Linked DNA regions of Homo sapiens: regions 1, 3 and 4 are each linked to region 2. A link is a contact called in ENCODE Hi-C or POLR2A ChIA-PET data. All regions are on one chromosome and are shown on one strand. The core of a region is the stretch at or near the end of the contact, and the rest is flanking DNA. Distances in the headings are between cores, read along the strand shown. Region 1 overlaps PLXNA4 (plexin A4). Region 2 holds the start of EXOC4 (exocyst complex component 4). Region 3 holds the start of FLJ40288 (Putative uncharacterized protein FLJ40288). Region 4 overlaps EXOC4 (exocyst complex component 4).

What was found. Hi-C counts contacts between places; a loop is a spot of excess contacts on that map. ChIA-PET counts read pairs that join two places held with the same protein, here RNA polymerase II (POLR2A). Pooled maps may share reads with other maps.
Region 1: a map of natural killer cell shows a loop between it and region 2 (3-fold over the local background). The contact joins the enhancer-like site here to the promoter of EXOC4 in region 2. A Hi-C loop is called at or near these places in 1 of 168 maps with a recorded cell type or tissue (natural killer cell) and 6 of 50 pooled maps. POLR2A ChIA-PET finds 5 or more read pairs at or near these places in 1 of 52 experiments (T-cell).
Region 3: a map of naive thymus-derived CD4-positive, alpha-beta T cell shows a loop between it and region 2 (3-fold over the local background). The contact joins the promoter of FLJ40288 here to the promoter of EXOC4 in region 2. A Hi-C loop is called at or near these places in 2 of 168 maps with a recorded cell type or tissue (both naive thymus-derived CD4-positive, alpha-beta T cell) and 10 of 50 pooled maps.
Region 4: a loop to region 2 is called in a map of mammary epithelial cell, with 4 times the contacts of the local background. The contact joins the enhancer-like site here to the promoter of EXOC4 in region 2. A Hi-C loop is called at or near these places in 5 of 168 maps with a recorded cell type or tissue (Calu3, IMR-90, PC-3 and 2 more), 4 of 37 single-sample maps with no recorded cell type and 10 of 50 pooled maps. POLR2A ChIA-PET finds 5 or more read pairs at or near these places in 2 of 52 experiments (OCI-LY7 and PC-9).

What each region holds. Positions count from the first base shown.
Region 1 is chr7:132,430,006-132,434,716 of GRCh38, reverse strand. All of the region lies in intron 3 of PLXNA4 (plexin A4), which reads left to right. Among named protein-coding and RNA genes, the nearest start is that of PLXNA4-AS1, 80 kb to the right of the region's middle. Within about 2 kb of position 3,341, at least 6 of the 41 ENCODE cell types and tissues checked have a DNase peak (open chromatin) inside an H3K27ac peak, as active enhancers do; they include natural killer cell, where a contact is called at or near this core.
Region 2 is chr7:133,250,512-133,255,290 of GRCh38, reverse strand. EXOC4 (exocyst complex component 4) reads right to left here and starts at 2,213. Exons shown (of 18, transcript NM_021807.4): 1 at 2,104-2,213. The coding sequence starts at 2,189. RefSeq lists enhancers at 2,127-2,186, 2,397-2,446.
Region 3 is chr7:132,647,062-132,651,562 of GRCh38, reverse strand. It overlaps FLJ40288 (Putative uncharacterized protein FLJ40288), which reads right to left and starts at 2,769. Exons shown (of 5, transcript NR_046323.1): 1 at 2,520-2,769. It also overlaps a transcript of PLXNA4 not described here.
Region 4 is chr7:133,849,554-133,854,475 of GRCh38, reverse strand. The region is part of intron 11 of EXOC4 (exocyst complex component 4); the gene reads right to left. Among named protein-coding and RNA genes, the nearest start is that of LRGUK, 280 kb to the left of the region's middle. Within about 2 kb of position 1,340, at least 3 of the 41 ENCODE cell types and tissues checked have a DNase peak (open chromatin) inside an H3K27ac peak, as active enhancers do; they include PC-3 and mammary epithelial cell, where a contact is called at or near this core.

The DNA of each region.
Region 1 (4,711 bases), core at 2,092-4,591, 820 kb after region 2:
GTCTGTGTGCCTTGGTGTCCCCAAATGAGGCAAGATGGGGTTCATGTTCTTTCATCTGACTACGTTTCATCCCAAAGATGTTATGTGGCTAAAAAGAGATAGCAGATGGCAAGCTCCTTGGAAAGAAGCAAGTATTATACAAAGAAAGCAATAGTTGTAGTCAGGAATCTACTTTAAGATAGACTTGAAACAGCATGACTTAAGAAAAGCCACAAACTGGTTTGTGTCTTGAGGGAATCTGAACTTCTAAGTCTGAATTTTGCTAAACATCAGGGAGAGACAGGATAGCATGCACAGAGTGTTCACCTACCTCTCTGCCCTCCTTGCCTCCCACCCTGGGCAGCTGGGACAGGCATGGCAGAGATGCCAACCAAGATGGATAAGGTGAGCTGGGCCCCAGGGACAGCAATGTGGGTACACTACGGTGGCCAGAAAACCATGGAACCGGGAGCTGGGTGCACACTGTGGCCAAAAGAGAGCTTGGAAAGCCAGCACCGGAGTGCCAAATCTGATGCCAGTGAGGGCACTGGGGAGAGAGAAGGAGAGACAAAAGCAAAGTGTCAGAAACTGAGGAAATAGGAACGGAAAGGAAGGGCAACCAAAGGCGGGAAGCGTCCTTGGAGTCAGGCAAGGCTGCGCAGTGGTGGGCAGACCAGCCTGGTTTCAAGACCCAGCTTGGAATAGTTGCATAGTAATGGCACCTAGTAGGTGCTGAACATGCTTTCATTGATGGGCTGACACTGGTTCATCCATCTCTAGGGACTGGGATCATCAACTTTTCCTTCTGTGAATCCTTAGCCTGGTGTTAGCATGTCAGGCACTTTTGTTTCTAATTTCCCCCCTCTGCCTACTCAACTGAATGGAATGAGGGTATGGAGGGAATTTTCCAATATGGTGATTCTTTCTAGAATCCGAAGAGGTGCCAGATGAGGTTAGGAAGTCAGGGCTGACCTGAGTCCTTTTATCTCCTTGCTCAGGAGGTCGCGGATATCACAGGTATCACAGGTCAGGTCTTCTGTTTGGGGCCTCTCCTTCTAAGGGGTAAATTGTGCAGCTCTCTAAGTAGGAAATGATAAAAGATAAGATGGTGTCCAGCTGGTTCTCTTTTCTGAGAACAGAGAGGAAGCTTCATGCACAAGCCAGCTACTCTCTTCCTTTCAGTGGTGTTTCTACTGTCTCCAAAGGGAAATGAATGCTGAGCACAAACCTCAGAAAGACGCCCTATCTTAGAACAGTTCTGCTGTGGCCGTGGCCACATGTTTTCTCTTGCAGTTGTGTTTCATTGAGTGTCTTTTTACCTCCAGCCACCTGTGTTTGGCACTAATGAGCAAGGGTGGCACTGAAGCCTTTGCTGGGTATGTAGGGTAGAAGGCTTCCTGTCCACTTCAGGGACCCCCAAAGCATGTTTTTGGTATTGCTTTGTTACTGTGACAAAAGGTGACATCAAACCAGTGGCTGTAGGAAAAGGTAACATCACAGAGTTGTCAAAAGCGGTGAGTGATCTCAGAGTCAAAACTATTGATTTTTCCCCCCAAGTTTTACTCTAGTAAAGGAACATTTATAGAATTTAGGAAATTAAATATGGCTCCTAAGTTTTCCAACGCAGTCAAGTGCTTTAGTCTAGTCATTTTTGTTGGCCCTGTTGCCCATTTGGTGTGTGTATCAACCGGAACTAGACAGAAACCTCCTATGTGTAAGAGCCACTGTAATGCACAATGTAAGTATAATGAGAAACACTTACAATGGTGGGGTGGTAATGCATACAAGAGACATGATAGCTCCAACAATGTACTGTACTTGTTTGCAGAGATGCTGCGGGAAAAAAATGCTAAAAGGGACTCGAAAGGCCTAGGAGTTTAGGCAATGTCATTTCTAGTGGTGTGTTTCTGGAAAGATCCTTTACTTTTGGGGGCTTTGTCTATACGATAAATGAACCTACTTTAGAGGGATGTTGTAAAAATTAGATGAGATTTTTTTCACTTTTATTCAAAAGTGAACGCACTATCCAAATGCAAACTGCTTTTAGCAATACTGTTTTCTTAAGAGATGTTCCCACAGCCTCCTTCTTACCCATTCCCTCAGTTTTTCCATCTGTGAAATAGTCCTTCCCCACACCCCATCAACAAGCAGACCTCCTCCCCTTCTCTCCCTCACGTTAGTGAAGGAAGAATAATAGATGTGAAAATCTTTGAGTTCCTTGGAACCAAGGAGTGGGATAAATACCCTATATTGATTATGATGATTATATCTGGGACTAGAAAAATATGATTGCCTGGTTGCCAGTAGCAACCAGATGGCAATGCAGGAGTAGGAAGTTGAGCTGTGTTGTGTGGAGAGCTTCCCTGAGCACAGAAACACATTTATTTTCTTCTTTTTCTCAAATCCCCATTCCTGCTTTCTTGGACTGGCATTCTTGCTTTTGGGAGACTGGTCACTCATAAACGGGATTCGAAGGGAGTTGCAGAGAGGACTAACTAAAGGCTTCTTAGAGAATGCCACGAGTGACTGGTGAGTCGTCCGTCACCAGTTCTGGTACCCCGTTAGATGCAGGGATGGGATACCCAGCTTCTTGGAGTGAGGAGGGTGGGCTGTAATTGGACCAGGGAAGAGAAGAGACTACTATTGTGGAGAAACACAGAACCTCCACGCAAAGGAAGACAGAGGAGCCATCTAAAAAGGTGTGGGGGAGAGCTCATGACAGAGGCCACCAGTAGGCAGTATGAGGAGGGTCTGAGCCTGGTTAAAACCACTTCCACCTAAGCAGAAACCAAGGTCTCAGGCAGGCATTGATTATGAGAGGCGAGGTCCTATCCTCGTCTCAGGTGTGAGCAACCGTGTCTCCAAATTCCAGATTCCTCTGTAGCACTGGGCTACGGTCTGTGCTGAACACACATTATCTCACGTACCCTTATTTAACTGATGTCCTTATTTACGTAGTCACATGGCCAGGGAGCGCTGAGGCCAAGACCAGAGCTCATGGCTGCCTGGATGCAGGGCCTGTGCTCTCTCTGCCAAGATGCTGATCATGTTCCTAGCAGGTCAGAGGCCTAAATCGTGAGCATGAGGGTTCCCAAAAGTGAGCCCTCTTGCAGGTCAGATGTCTTGCAGGTCAGAGGTCTTGGCTTGAATGCTGTGACACTCCTGTGTTCTAAGAAAGAAGGCATTTAACTTCTGAGTCACGTCTTCCCCCTCCCTTCCTCCTTCCCTCTCACAGTGTTGGGGCTATGAGTTTTCTGTTGAGCACATTGACTTGCCTGACAAAGGTCCCCACATGGGACTGCACATTTCTGGTTGTTGGTTTTCACTAGCTGGCTGAGGAGTGACGAGGAGGGTGTATGTCAGCTTCCTGAGGATGTGGTGTGTGCCTTACCACCCAGGATTGGGAGGGGGAGAGGGGAGGTGGGGAGTGATTGTGGACTGTGGTCAACTACCCTTCCACCTCTCTGGCAAAAACAAGCTTCTCTGGCCTGACTGGGACTCCTGGCCAATGGACAGAATTTGACCAAGATTAGCAAATTTCTATTGAGAATCTGCTCCATGCAGGGCACGAGGGTAAGCACTTCACATGTTTAACCACATCTCAGCTTCACATGGACCCTGTGAGATGATGACTCCATTTTATTGCCTCGGTTTTACAGATAGGGAAACTGGGTTCTAGAAAGGACTGATCATTTACAGGGAGTAAGTGCTGGAGTTGGACTTGAGCCCAGTTTATCTGATTCCCGGGTCTACACTCATAACCATGAATCACTTTACAAGTCCCACCTCCTCCCGCTGGCCCACAGCCACTCTTCCGCTTCACCCAGCGGTGTGGCCGAGGCTGCTGCTCCTGTCCTAGTTTAGGGTTTCTTTAAAGAGACTCCTTGCTTATCCAGTCCTTATGTACTCTGCCACCATGTTCACTTTCCTAATCTCATTGCCACCCAACCATCTTTGCTCAGAAGATTCAATGCCTCCTACCACCTACAGATGTTTAAACTCTTTTGCCTGACTTTCTTGGCCCTCAACAATCTAGAAACAGCTTAACTCTGGGTTGTTAGCACTCAAGCTATTACTCCTCAAGAGGCATGAAGACTGCAACCTCAGCTATGCATGTTCTTATAGACACCATCATGCCTTGCTAGTTGTTCTTTCTGGCTGGAATTTTTCTCTCCTCTTTCTCTGTGCCCCAACTGTGCATACCCTAATCCGACTCATCTTGTCAGGCTTAGCTCAACTGCCCCCTCTGTCATTGGCCCTTTCTTGGCTTCCTCAGCTGGACCTAATTCTCCCTCCTCTCTGCTTGCATAGGATTTGATCTGCCTTGTGCTACTTAACCATTTCCATCTTGCACATTGATTTACTAATTCACTCAGCATTTCCTGAGCTTCTCCTGTGTGCCTCATGCGGTGCTGGGTGCTGGGTGCAGAAGAGGAGTAATGTCCCTGCTGTCAGGGTACTAACCGCATAGAGACTTGATGTCTGTATGTGTCTGATATCCTGTGCCTGATTTTCCTCTGGCATGATGCCAGAATAGGCATTCACTCAATATGCTGGTTTTGAATGAATGAAGATACTTGGTACTCCCTGTTGCTAAACGGAGAGGCAGTAGGAGAAGACAGTGGTAAGTTAGGTTGTGCTGCATAGAAACTCAGGATGTTGGTCTCTTATTACCTCATATGCCACAAATACCCTCTGCATAGAGAGGGGCAGATTGAGACGCAATTCCTCT
Region 2 (4,779 bases), core at 964-3,463:
GCAGAAGAATCACTTGAACCTGGGAGGCGGAGGTTGCAGTGAGCCGAGATCGCGCCACTGCACTCCAGCCTGGGGACAGAGCAAGACTCTGTCTCAAAAAAAAAGAAAAGAAAAGAAAAGAAAAGCAATATAATGCACAACAGAGATCAAAGTAAAAAATACCTAGGCCTAAATCACAGTGATAAAATGAAGGTCATATATTAATAAACTGGCATAAGAGATGGATGGATAACCACAAAATCTTAGCCATCAAGCAGTAGGGGGTTCCTCCTGGAGAATATTAAGGAATGGTCAAGCAAAGGCAATGTATGTTCTGAATTAGCATTAGTAAAAAAAGCTTTAGGTTGGCTTTCATGCTGTTTTCAAAAATATGACATTTAGAGTAAATTCAACTGGCCCTGAGGAAAATACAAATAGCATAAAAGAAATGGGAACAGCCTGGAGAATCAAAAGTACACAGATGAGATGACACATTTCACTTTCATTAGAAACAGCCACTCCTCCTGGATTTCCATAACATTTCATGTCTCTCTCGTAGTCTTATGTCATCATTTTTACTGACATGTTTTATCCCCCAGGTAAACTATACTCTCCTCAAGGGTAACACTGTGCCTGCTTCATCTTTGCAAAACTCAGGGCATTTACTCATTAAGTCAACAAATATTATTCAATATGTAATACGTGCCAGACGCCATACTGTCAACTGGCACTAAATACCTATTGTTTAAATAAATGTTGACTATAAGGTAGAAAAAACAAACAAGTTCAAAAAAGGATCCAAATAATGTCCTGGTATTCTAATTCCACAGGAAATTCAGATGGGAAACAACAAACATTCTTATTGGAATTTTAGTATCATGAGATACATCTACACTACCTGCGTATTGTCACAGCGAGAATGTGGGCCTATAGATTCACAATACAACAGCACTTCCTCTGTATGGCCTACCAAGTATATTAAGCATTTCCACACAGAGATGTTTTTCTCTTAAGCCCAAAAGAAAATTAAAGTAATGATTTAATAGGCCATAATCTTAAAGCCTCCTAAATAAGACCCATAAGATGTGTCTTTGTCAGTGAGTGGTAAGCTGTTCTAATGGTTTGATACATGCATTCATTGAAGTGCTTAGTACCTACCAGATAATGTTGGGCCCTGGGTTTTGAAAAGATGATCAATACATTCCAGAAAACTTGCAAGAACTCAAACAAAAGTTTAGTATAGGTGGGGAAAAATAGAGTGTTTGTTTATGAAAAATAAACGAGTTGAAATTCAAATGCCAACAACGTAAAAAACGTGCCATAATAAATTTTATTTAGATTGGTTTTAGTCAGTACCTGCATCATATCCAAGATTCTTGAAAGGGTTCCCCCATCCTCAATATATTTCGCTTTTTTAAAAAAAAGCTCCTAAAAGATCCACCGCTCCCACTCCACCCCCACCCTAATCTTCTGGGAGGTGCAGAGGGGCAGTGCATGGAGGATAATTTGAAATTGGTTTGGTTCTGTTTTTTAAGGAATGGACCAGAATGCGGAGGCAGGGCAAAAAATTGAAAACCGATGTGTGCCTTCAAACCCAGTCCTCCTACCAGCTCACTGCAGATTCTTGTATTTGTGGCTGTGGCCACGCACAGGTGGTTGAAAGTATCCAGAGTGTGAAAACACAAATCTGCAACTCGTGACAGGAATCTCCGGACTCCAAGGCCTTACACCCCAAAGTCCAGGAAACAAGACGCCTTTCTCAGTGAGTGCTGCTACAGGCAAACAATAAACAAGCATTTTAGGAATCAATAAACACACCTTTACACCTGGTTTTCTCTACCAAACCCAAATAGCGTGCTTTGGGGTCCCGAGACTGTAATAGAAGGTGCTGCCCCTAAAGAAAAGACTGAGGCGGGGCTCCTCTCTCTATAGCTAACCCCAGAAAAAAAAGGTGGAGGGGGAATTGCTGGGGCCCTGGGGAGGGGTTAGAGCCCTGGGGAGGGGCTGCGGGAGGCAAGGAGGAAAGGGGAGAGCAGGGTGGGACCCAGCTAACCCTTCTCCCTTCCAAAGCGGAGGTCGAGCCGCTGCCCCCAGTCCCCAGACCCTGCCTCCTGCCTCCCTCACCTGATCACAGAGATGAGCAGCCCCGAGGGGTCTTTGCTTTTGCTGACTGTGCTTCTGTATTTCCCACCAGCTGCTTCTGCCGCCATCTTGGACGCGGGGAGAGCCGCTAGGCTCCAAGGAAGCCAAGGGTGCGTAAATTCTGTATTTGACCCCGCAGGAGTCTCCACCAATGGGTGAAGAGAATTCCAGAGGCGCGGAAGTGGAAAATCCAATCACTGAAGTGAGGAGGCGGGACTAAGGGAGCAAGTTTTGAGGCCACGACGCGCGTGTTCTCTCTAAGCACTCTGGGAGTCGTAGTTTTCCTTCTCCGTCTCCTGGGCGCGCAGGAAAGCTAAACCAGCTGCAACTTCCTAAGTCTTGTAATGAGTGTCTTCATTTATCTTTATTCTGACTTCCAGCTTTTTTCAGTTTCCTTGCTTTTAGAATTTTGTCAGGCTTTAAATCAAATTTATCTGATGATGCCAAAATGTGTTAGGGTTTGTATTTAAATGAAAGAGGGGTTCTCTGCCGGATGTCTATGTGCGAAGTTTTTGCCTTAAGTGCAAGTGATTTTTTAAAAAATCCAATAAAATACGAAAATGAATATAAGCAGAAATGCTTTTCTTTAGTATTCTGTAAAACTAATGTTTCTACATTAGGTTTATGTGGAGTTCAATTTTTCCCAATGTTCCTATATTTCCAGATAGTTCTAAAACCACACGTACAGGAATAAATGAATATTGATGAAGAAAAGACAGTATAAGCTAAAAACAAACAGACCACACTGCAGATTCCTTTTTTTTTTTTTTCAAGCTAAATGAAATACTTAGTAGTAATGCACATTTGTGTTAATACTTTTACCGGTAAGTTTTTAGTATTTCCTGCATTTGGTTCCGTTGGCTTAGTCATTAATTCATAAGACCAAATGAACAAAACAAAACAAAAAAGACCAGAATGTGCGTGGAAAGTGGTTAGACTGAGGAACAAGAATAATAATAATTTAAAAGTAAGGAAGGAGGTGGCCTGCTCAGTAGCAATAAAGATTGAAGAACTTAAAGGAATAGAAAGCAAACTAACTCAGAGGTCATGGAGTTGTGAGCAGCAAGCTCAGAACACATCAATTACTTTTATTAAATAGACATCGAGCTGGTAGAAGTTCACATTTTTAAAAATTAGTTGAAGATAACACACACACACACACACACACGATAACTTAAAAGTATTCATAACCTTTGGCCCAATAATTCCAGTTCTAGGGACTTTGTTCCTAAAGAAATATAGAGTATTGACATTTTTTAAATAACACAGAAGAATTAAATAAATTATGTAACATTCAAATGAGGAAATAACATATAGCTTCTGGAAATCATAATTTTAATGGCTTTTAAAGAAAATAAGATTTTTGGGCCAAGTGTGATGGCTCACACCTGTAATCCCAACACTTTTTGAGAGGCAGAGCCGAGCAGACCACTTGAGGCCAGGAGTTTAAGACAAGCCTGGCCAACATGGTGAAACTCCGTCTCTACTAAAAATGCAAAAGTTAGCCGGACCGTGGTGGTGTGTGCCTGTAATCCCAGCTGCTTGGGAGGCTGAGGCATGAGAATTGCTTGAACCTAGAAGGCGGAGGCTGCAGTGAGCCAAGATCGTTCCACTGCACACTGCACGCCAGCCTGGGCAACAGAGGGAAACTCTGTCTCAAAAAAAAAAAAAAAAAAAAGATTTTTATGGTATAAGTACAAAAACTGGGCTATAAAATTAAATAATTCATAGAGAAAGGGAGAGGCAGTTGGGCCTAGTGGTTAAGAATGCAGGACAGGCCGGGCGCCGGGTGGCTCATGCCTGTAATCCCAGCACTTTGGGAGGCCGAGGCGGGCGGATCACGAGGTCAGGAGATCAAGACCATCCTGGCTAACACGGTGAAACCCTGTATCTACTAAAAAAAAATACAAAAAATTAGCCGGGCGTGTTGGCGGGCGCCTGTAGTCCCAGCTACTCGGGAGCCTGAGTCAGGAGAATGGCGTGAACCCGGGAGGTGGAGCTTGCAGTGAGTCGAGATCGCGCCACTGCACTCCAGCCTGGGCGACAGAGCAAGACTCTGTCTCAAAAAAAAAAAAAAAAAAAAAAAAGAATGTAGGACATAGGATAAAAAGTGTGTGATCATCTCAACTGTTGCAGAAAAAAGCTTTGTCAAAATCCAAAACACTCTTACAATAAAAACACTCAGAAAACTAGGGATAAAAGGGAACTTCTTATAGGCTATAAAGGGTACTTATGAACAACCCACAGCAATCATCATAGTCGATGAAAAACTGAAAGCCTTCCCACTAATATTAGACACAAAAAAAGGATAACCATTTTTTTGCCACTTCTATTCAACAAAGTACTGCAAGTTATAGCCAGAGCAATGAGGCAAGAACATGAATAAGTCATCCAGATTGGAAAGGAAGAAATAAAACAATATCTATTTTTGGATGATATGATCTTATATATAGAATATCCTAGAGAATACACACAAAAAACTATTAGAGCTAATAAAATATTCAGCAAAGTTGCAGAATACAAAATCAATAGCAACAGAAAATCAGTGGTATTTCTGTAAACTGGCAATAAACTATCCAAAAAGGAAATTTACACAACAATTCCATTTCCAATAGCAGCAAAAAGAATAAAATGCCTACGAATAAACTTAGCCATGAA
Region 3 (4,501 bases), core at 1,520-4,019, 600 kb after region 2:
CTCTTTAATTTTGTTTTTCATATTTCCTCTCTTTAGTGGCATCCTTTCTCATGCCTTTTGCTCTTTTTCTTTTGGGTTTTGTCTTTTCTTTGACTTTTAAGAATTATTTCTGTGTTCTAGATAATAATCCTTGGGTGATTAAATATCCTTTCAATGTTTTCTCCAGTTGCTATTCACTTATTTAATGGTATCTTTTGATACCTCAAAATTCTTCTTTCTTTTTGAATGGAAGTTCTTGATTTTAGAGTAGTCGACATGTATCAATCTTTTCTTTTTGTGTCCCTTTTTGATTTTGAGTTTGTAAAAATACTCTCCTTTCTTATCTTCTAAATGTTTTAAAGTTTTTTGCTTTTTGTATTTAAGTCTTCAGTGCACCTGGAATTTATTTTTATGTGAGATAAGAATAGTGATTCACACATTTCCCTGGATATCCCATTGGGATATCCAGTGGAATATCTTTGTGTGGATAGACAATTGTCTTGGCACCATTTATTTAAATTAATCCTATCCCCAGTGACCCAAAAGCCACTTCTGTATCAAGAATATGGGTCTACCTAATAAATCTTGAAATCTGGTAAGGCAAGTCCCTTAGTTCGTTATTCTTGAGTGTCTTTCTTTCATTCTTAATCTGGAGGAAAGATGGCAGTACTCGTGTCCAAGGTCATAAGTAGCAGGGACTTAGAACTCTGACAGTTTGTGTGTGATGCTTGTTTATGAGGGCTGCATCAAGTAGACTATGCCAAAAACATCTGTCTGTGGTGCTGAAGTCCCCAATTCAATTAAGGAAATTCCAAGTCTCATTTAGCCTTGGGCTATACTTTCAATATCCTTCTAAGTACTGAATTCCTAAGACAGTGAAACCATCTGACAGGAATGTTGGGGTTTACCCAAGGACAGGATATCAGTGTTTGGCTTGTAAACCAGATGCGGTGGATGTGACAGTCCTGGGAGGGAAGCAGCATGGTCTCAGGATGGCTTGCAGCCAGTGGTGCCGTCCTGTCACACATTAGGAAGAGAAAATGAAGCAGAAGAAAAACGCTGCCTGAGATGTTCTCAGCAAAGTGCTTTTCCATCAAAGCCTCTGCTTCTTGACAAACAGACTCTGAGATGCATCTAGGAATAGCTCTGATGTAGAAAAATACAAGGTCAGAGACACATCGGGTATGGGAAGAGTCCATTTACTCATCTATACAATAGCTATTTATTGAGTGCCTACTATGTGCCAAGCACTATTCTATGGGCTGGGATTCAGCCTTGAACAAAACAGACAAGTTGCTGACGTTTGAATGGGGGAAAGCAGACACTAAACAGCTAAACAAATGAGCCAGATAATCTTACCTATGAATAACAGTTATCTAGAAAGGAAAACTGCATGATGCTCAGGGAAGGTTTCTCTGGGACAGTGTGAATGGCAGGAAGCGGCAGCCTCGGCAAGATCTGCTGTTCAACTCAGTCCTTCAACAAAGGCAGCTCAATAGAGCAGCTGGACCCAGGTGTTGGCACTTCTGTTCCCTTCTCTTGCAGAGACCTGGAGTTTTCTTCCATGCTCTTGGAGGTGGTCTTTCACTCACCAGCTGCCTCACACCCTATCCCCCATCCAATCCCTCCTGCGGACTGTGGTGGCCTCCTTAGAGAGCTGCTGCCTGACACTCGCTCTTCAGAGTTGCCATTGTGTTCTTCCTGACCAGCCCTATCTGCATGAGCTATGGGACCGTGTGCTCTCGGCTGCCCCAGCCAACCTGGCCTTGCCTGTTTTGCAGTGATGTACCAGGCTGTCTGGGGATTCAGGCTCCATTGCTGGAGCTGTCCTTCACTCATCAGGTTCAGAGAGCTCAGAACCAGAAACCAGGAGACCTAGGTTCTCATCCTAACTTGCTATGTGACCTTGGTTAAGCCTGTCTGGACTCCCATCTATAAAATAAAAGGACTGCATTAGTGATTCTCTAACTGTTCTGTGGGACCCAGGTCTTTTCTCTCTGCAGAAGTGATTCGAATTTTATCCAAAAACTATTTTTATGGTTGTAATAGAAAAAACAAAACTCCAATGGTTTATATGCCAAATATCAACAGTTTAAAACCCAACATGTTAATTTGTTTTGCTAGGCAAACTCGTTTTTGCACAGATCTTAGACTAAATCTCTTATTGCCATCTGTGTGTGTGCATGTGTGCATATATATATATGTAAACTATTTATTAAAATGTCATTGATTTGGATGCTTGTAACTCAGCTCTTATCTGGGATGTCTGCACCTAATAAACAGTACCAGCAAGTGCATGACTACAGTGCATACGTTCCCTGAGCAACTCACCACCAGGTCTGTGCTAGCAGCATGTTCTCAGTGAACATTGTAATATAGGCTAGGCCTGGCTTTTTTTTTTTTTTTTTTTTTTTTTTTTTTTTTTTGTAGTTAAATGTTTTAGTTGGAAGGAACTTTAGATATACAGAAAAGTTGTCAAGACAGTAGACAGTTCCTATGTATTCTTCACCAGCCTCCCCTAATGTTAACCTTTTACATACCCCTCATCGCATTGGCAGAGCAGGGAAATTAACATTGGTACAGTACTGTTACCCAAATTACAGACTTCATTCAGATGTCACCAGCTCTTCTACTACTGTTCCCGGGTCCCCTCCAGGGTCCCACATGGCATTTAGTTGTCAGGTCTTCTTAGTCTCCTCCAGTCTGTGTTGGTTTTCCAGTCTTGTTTTTCATGACCTTGACACCTTAGAAGAGTGCGGGTCGTGTATTTTGTAGAATCCCCCTCAATTTGGGTCTGTCTGGTGGATTCTCATGATTAGACTGGGGTTATGCATTCCAGAACCCCAGTCTAATTGTGAGATGAGTTTCAATGCATTCCAGAACCCCAGTCTAATCATGAGATGCAGACCACATGGAGACCTTAATGCATGGAGATCTTGCCCACTAGTAGCGTGGCCCAGCGTTTTGGGACACAGCCCAATCAGACCAGTATTTCCCCTCTGGAGCTGGATTGAGGAGGGAACATGGGGACTGAAACCTTGAATGCTTCTGCTTTAATTACCCCGAAAAGGTAAAAAGCATTGGGCGGAGGAGCCCCCTCATTAGGGATCACTGGGGATACTGAGCAGCATTACTGTTGAGAGTGTGAAGGCAGAGGAAAGCTGAGATACAGCTCTTAGTGATGTCCCTTGGCTGAAGCCCCATGGGAAATGGCCAAATTCTATATTTTATGTCACTGAAAAATTGGTAAGAGTTGGAAAAAGGGAAGGTTCTGTAAGTCACTAGTCTCAGTAATCAGGAATTATTGATACTGTTGGAAATGGAAAGCGTTTCTGTGCTTAGAAGGACATACACGATGTGTGAGTGTGTAAGTGTATGCATATGTGTGTGTGACACAGTGTACATGAGTATATGTGTGACTGAATGTATGCATAAGTGTGTGTGTACGTGAGTGTATGTGTGAGTGCATATGTGTGTATATGTGTATATGACACTGAGTTTGTGAGTTTGTGTGTGTGCATGAGTGTATATGTGAGTATATATATGACTGTGTGTGTGTGAGTATATGTGTGTTTGTGGGTATATGACTGTGTGTTCATGAGTGTTTATGTGAGTATATATGTGACTGTGTGTGAATGTGTATGTAAGTGTATGAGTGTGAGTGTATGACAGTGTGTGTTCGTGAGTATATATGGAAGAATGTGGATGTGTGTGAGTGTATGTGTGTATATGATAGTGTGTGTTTATGAGTGTATATTTTGAGTGTATGTGTATGTGTGTGACTGTGTGTGTATATGTGTGTATATGATAGTGTTTGTGAGTGTATATGTATGTGTGTAATTGCTTGTGTGAATGTATGTGAGTATATTGTGACTGTGTGTGTTTGTGAGTGTGTATGTGAGTATATGTGTGACTGTGTGTATGTGAGTGTATGAGTGTGTATGTGTGTATGATAGCATGTGGGTGTTTGTGAGTGGATAACAGCATGTGTTTGTGAATGTATATGCATGTGTGTGACTGCATATGTGTGAGTATGTGAGTGTACGTGTGTATATGATAGCATGTGTTTTTGAGTGTATGGAAGTGTGTGTTCATGAATATACATGTGAGTATATGTGTGACTGTGTATGTAAGTGTGTGAGTGCATATGTGTATGATAGTGTGATTGTATGACAGTGTGTGCTTGAGAGTGTATATGTGCATGACTGCATGTGTGTGTGTATGTCAGTGTATGTGTGAGTGTATATGTGTGTATATGATAGCATGTGGGTGTTTGTGAATGTATGACAGTGTGGGTTTGTGAATGTATATATATGTGTGACTGCATGTCTGTGTGTATGTCAGTGTATGTGTGAGTGTATATGTGTGTATATGATAGCATGTGGGTGTTTGTGAATGTATGACTGTGGGTTTGTGAATGTATATATATGTGTGACTGCATGTGTGTAAGTCAGTGTATGTGTGAGTGTATATGCGTGTATATGATAGCATGTGGGTGTTTGTGAATGTATGACAGCATGTG
Region 4 (4,922 bases), core at 91-2,590, 600 kb before region 2:
ATGTGAAGCACAGGATTAAAATGTATGTGTGTGTGTGTGTGTGTGTGTGTGTGTGTGTGTGTGTGTGCTCTTTCAACAACTGAGCCCAGTTGAGAAGAATGCTAAAGAAAATTCCCTAGGAATCGGAGGACCAATAAGAGGTGGCAAGCATGTGCAAGAGAACACCATCCTTGGTCTCGAAGGTATGGCCCTCCATCAGTCCCCAGAGTCCGTCATTCCCAGCTCTACCCCAGCCTCACCCTGAGGAACAGGGAGCTGGACAGCTCGTGTCTGCAGAGGCATGTGTAAAGTGATGCTACTGATGTGTTATTATAAGGCCTCTCCCCACAGCCAAATGGGCTGGACCTTTTGACACACTCCCTCTCTCCCTGTGCACACTGATGCCCTGATGAGGCAGGTGCCTGCCAGTTCCTGGTTGAGGTTGTTTCCTCTGGGCACCACATCCACTTGGAGGTTAAACACTGCCTCCAGAGGGCAAATGGAAACAGTCAATGTTTTTGACTCACCCCGCCCCCTAGGGACTATAAACTGCTGAAACCTTGTTCGTGAATACTCTGTGCCCACAAATATGCCAGCCAAAGAATGCACCTAGAATGAGGGCACAGCACAAACAGGCTGCTCGGCTTACAGGAACCAGCAAGTTCTTCTCGGGTTTAATCTGTCCAGAAGAGGGGGGAAATGTCTCTAGAATAGGATCACTATAGAGACATTCCTCAGAGATGAATACAAACATGAGCATGGGGAAGGGCTCAATAAACACTGGCTAACTGTATCACACTGAAGCAGGACGTCTCCCCACTGGCAATGGTTGGGAATGGTTTCCCAGTTCTCAGGTGTGCCTAAGCTACTTAGATATTAGGGCAAAGAAAGATTTTCTTTCCCTATAAAATAGATAGAGGTGGCGATAGTCAAAAACTGATGAGATACTGACAATACGAATATTGAAACCAGGTGCAGTGGTGCATGCCTGTAGTCTCAGCTACTCAAGAAGTTGAGGTGGGAGGATTGCTTGAGCCTACAAGTTCAAGACCAGCCTGGGCAACATAATGAGACCCTCTCTCCATGACTCTAAAAAGTTGTGTGTGTGTGTGTGTGTGTGTGTGTGTGTGTGTGTGTGTGTGTGTGTGTGTTAAAGAGAGAGAGAGAGAGAGACAGAAAGAGAGGGAGAGAGAAAGAGAGGGCGAGGGACAGACAAACAGAAAGAAACAAAGAAAGAAACAGATGGTAACAGAGCCCAGCCAACTACATGAAGCAGGTATTCCATCTAGTGAATAAGCACATAGTTACCCTCCATGTCATGCTAAAGAATGGCATTGTTCCAAAGAAGCTGGAGACGACCTCGATTGCTTAAACCACAGTCAAAATGCACTTAACTGGTACTTCTCTACCTTAGGCTACAGCCATTTACTGGATTCTGAACATTAGGAGCAAAAAGACAGGTAATTGACTAAATCCGGCTTCCAGTAACTTACTCCATGTCAGATTCTGCCAGGCCTTCAAGGAATACTTGACAGCAGAGATGCCCGATTGTGCATTTATTTATTGTTTTGTTTTTTGTTACTCTTTGGTCCCTAGATCATTGTGAAAGTAAGCAATAAATGTGCTTTGTGTGAATTTTAAGGATGGATTTTAAGTGGCAGCAAATGTTGCTATTCCTTTCCCTTAGAAAAAAATGTTTTTTATCAAACAAGACTCTATAAGCTTTTACTTGTTCCCCAATCTCCACCCCAAGGACAGGAGTCAGGAAAATGCTATGCTTATTTTTTTAAAAGCGGGGGAAAGGATTTTAGAAACTATTGATTAAACTTCAATCATCCCTTGGGTTATGAATATTTAGACAAAGAAATGTTAACTAAGAGCCATTATACATTCACCTAGATATTATGCTAATTTTCTTTTCTTTTCCTACAGGATTAGCAGACTAAGAGACCTATATGTGTTGAATTATCTCATGGGCTATCCTTGCAGTAAAAATATGAGGAAATGAAAATTCATGTAGTCAAATATTAGCAGGTGGTTGAAAAGCTATCCTGAGAAAAGGTCGCTTAATGGATTCTTTCAACTAAAGGGATACTTGTAACAGACTATAGTCCTTAGAAATGACCTATATATGTAATCCCAGCTACTCGGGAGGCTGAGGCAGGAGAATGGCTTGAACCCGGGAGGCAGAGGTTGAGGTGAGCAGAGATTGCACCACTGCATTCCAGCCTGGGTGACAGAGCAAGACTCCGTCTCAAAAAAAAAAAAAAATGCTCTATACAATGACTTTATTGCCAACTTTGAATAAAAAATTTATTTATTAAACTTAAAACCCAAAAGCTGAGACTGCTTTAGTATTACTAACGACAAAGTCAGGATTCAACATTATTCTAATAAGGCTTGAGAACAAAATTATAAAATTTAAGAGCAACAAATGTTTTTCACTGAGATTCCAAATTACTGGTTTTGTCAAGATTATAAGAAAATTTTAAAAGATCTGGGTATTTTAATTTGCCAAAAATAAGTTTGTATGAGAAGTTTGACTAGGTTCTTAGAAAAACAATGGCGACAACCAAAAATCCTGGGCTGGACTAACAGCAGTATAATGTAGTATGATGACTCGTGGGAAGATCAAATCAACTGGAATGAACTGTTGAAGTTTGTGACACTCTCCTGCTTAAAATCTTCCAATGGCCACCTACTATGCTTACAAACTATACTTACCTGAGCCATGGTAACACAGCTATGATGCCTTAAATACGCTGGCTGCTGCCTTCCTCTCTGATATTGCTGAAGTGACTCTCCTCTTCTCTTGCTCTACTTTCCACATGACCTCTCTTTCTTTTGACAAGACTCATGTTCACCATAGAGCCTGCCATGCACCACTCCCTCTGGCTGTAATGTGCTGCCCACAGATCTTCATTCACTCCCTGGCTCCTCTGTATTATTCAGGAACAGCTCAAATGGCACCTTCTGAGATGCTTTCCCCATCACTGATCAAAACATGCCACCCTGGCAGGGCCAGTGGCTCACACCTGTAGTCCCAGCACTTTGGGAGGCCAAGACAGGAAGACGGGTTGAGCTCAGGAGTTCGAGACCAGCTGGGGTAACATAGCAAGGCCCTGTCTCTATTTATAAACAAAATAAAAAACATACCACCTCTCTGCAAATATTTTCTATCATATTATCTGATCTTATTTTCTTTGTAACATTTTTGACTACTAGAGACCATCTTGCTTATTTATGTGTTTCCTGGTTTACTTGATTTTTCCACTACAAGACTAGAAGCTCCATGAAATATCCGACTTTGCCTGCCTTCTTGTCTGCTGTATCCCCAGCCTCCAGAATAGTGCCCAAAGGAGAACAGTGGCTCCAGAAGTATTTGTTGAATAAAAAGTTAAACATGTGTGCTTGACAGATCACAGCTGACTGTGTTTAATTCTAGTTATCTTATTTTGAGAGGGACACTGGACATTTTCCAGGGGAAAGTAACCAGGATGTTGAGAATTCTAGAAACTTCCTCATATGAGGAAGAATTGAATAAGCTAGGAAGAGTCAATCTAAAGAAGAGAAGGTGAACAGGAAACATGATAGTCATCTTGCAGAAAAGAAAGCAAACTTGTTTTGCCAATATTCCAGATGGCAAAACTAGAAGGAATGAGTAAATTACAGGGAAACAGATTTTTGGTTCAATTATAAGGAAAATCTTTGTTAAAAAAGGAAAGGAGGCCAGTCATGGAGTGGAATGACTTTTGGAATGGGAAGTTTCCTGCTAAGGTCTGTATTCAGCAGAGGCCGGATGACCATCTGTTGGAGTGATATAAAATGGATTTTGACATGGGTGTGTGTGTGTGTGGGGGGGTAACCTAGATAACCTTTAAGCCCTCTCATGTCTGAACGTATGATTCTATAAGACTGTTCATACATAAATACGGCATTTCCCAAAGAGAAATGGAATATTAGGTCCCTGTGACATTCTCGTGGAAAAAAAATCATTTGGGAAATACTATATACTATATCCTGTTTGGTGATGTGCTACCACTAAAAAAAAAGAAAAAACAAAAAACAAACTTATTTAATACTGAACCAATTTTTTCCAAACCTACTTGGAAATGAATCAGTTTTCATACAGCACCTATTAACATCCCACAGAGCTGGATCCCAAGGAATATATTTTGGGAAATGGTAGCCTATACTAGAGGGAGAGAATTCTTTTCTCCTTAGAATGCCCTAAAATGCAAAAATACTAGAATTCCTAATTCTACATTCTGGTCAGTGCCAAAGCTCTAGGCTAAAAATGTGGAAAAGATACAGTACCCAGAGAAAAATTTTCAATTTTCTGCAATTTTATAAAGACAAATAATCTACATATCACAGGAATTGGCAGTGTTTTGTTGGTTTAGAAGAACACACGCAGCTCAAAGAAATTGACATTCTACTGAAAAATAGTTCCTGAACATATTTACATTGAGAGTTGTTTCTGTGAACATTATGGCCATGAATAACTCAGATACACTTACTTGGATGATATTGAAAACAGTAATATTTCATATGCTGAAGTGCTTAGTGATGAATGTTTATAGCATATTGTTAAAGCTGACCAAAAGAAAGAAAATGAAATGTGACTTTTAGACAAGAGACCTTTTTCCTTTGTTTTAAGTTGTATTAATTTGGTAAGAATGCAGAAGATTGGATTGATTCATTCAGTCATCTAATACTTGAGTACCTACTACGTGTTAGGCATTAGAGATACAATGGTGAGCAAACAGACGTTATCGCTTCTTTCAGGAAGTTCATTATTTAGGGAAAGAGAGAGAAAATGAAATCAGCCACTATAATAAATTGTGATAAGAATAGTGATGTGCTGGAGCTGGCTCTTTTGGCTCATAAGCGTGGACTTAAATTTTTAGGACTTTCACGAGTCAGTTATTAAACACAGCCAT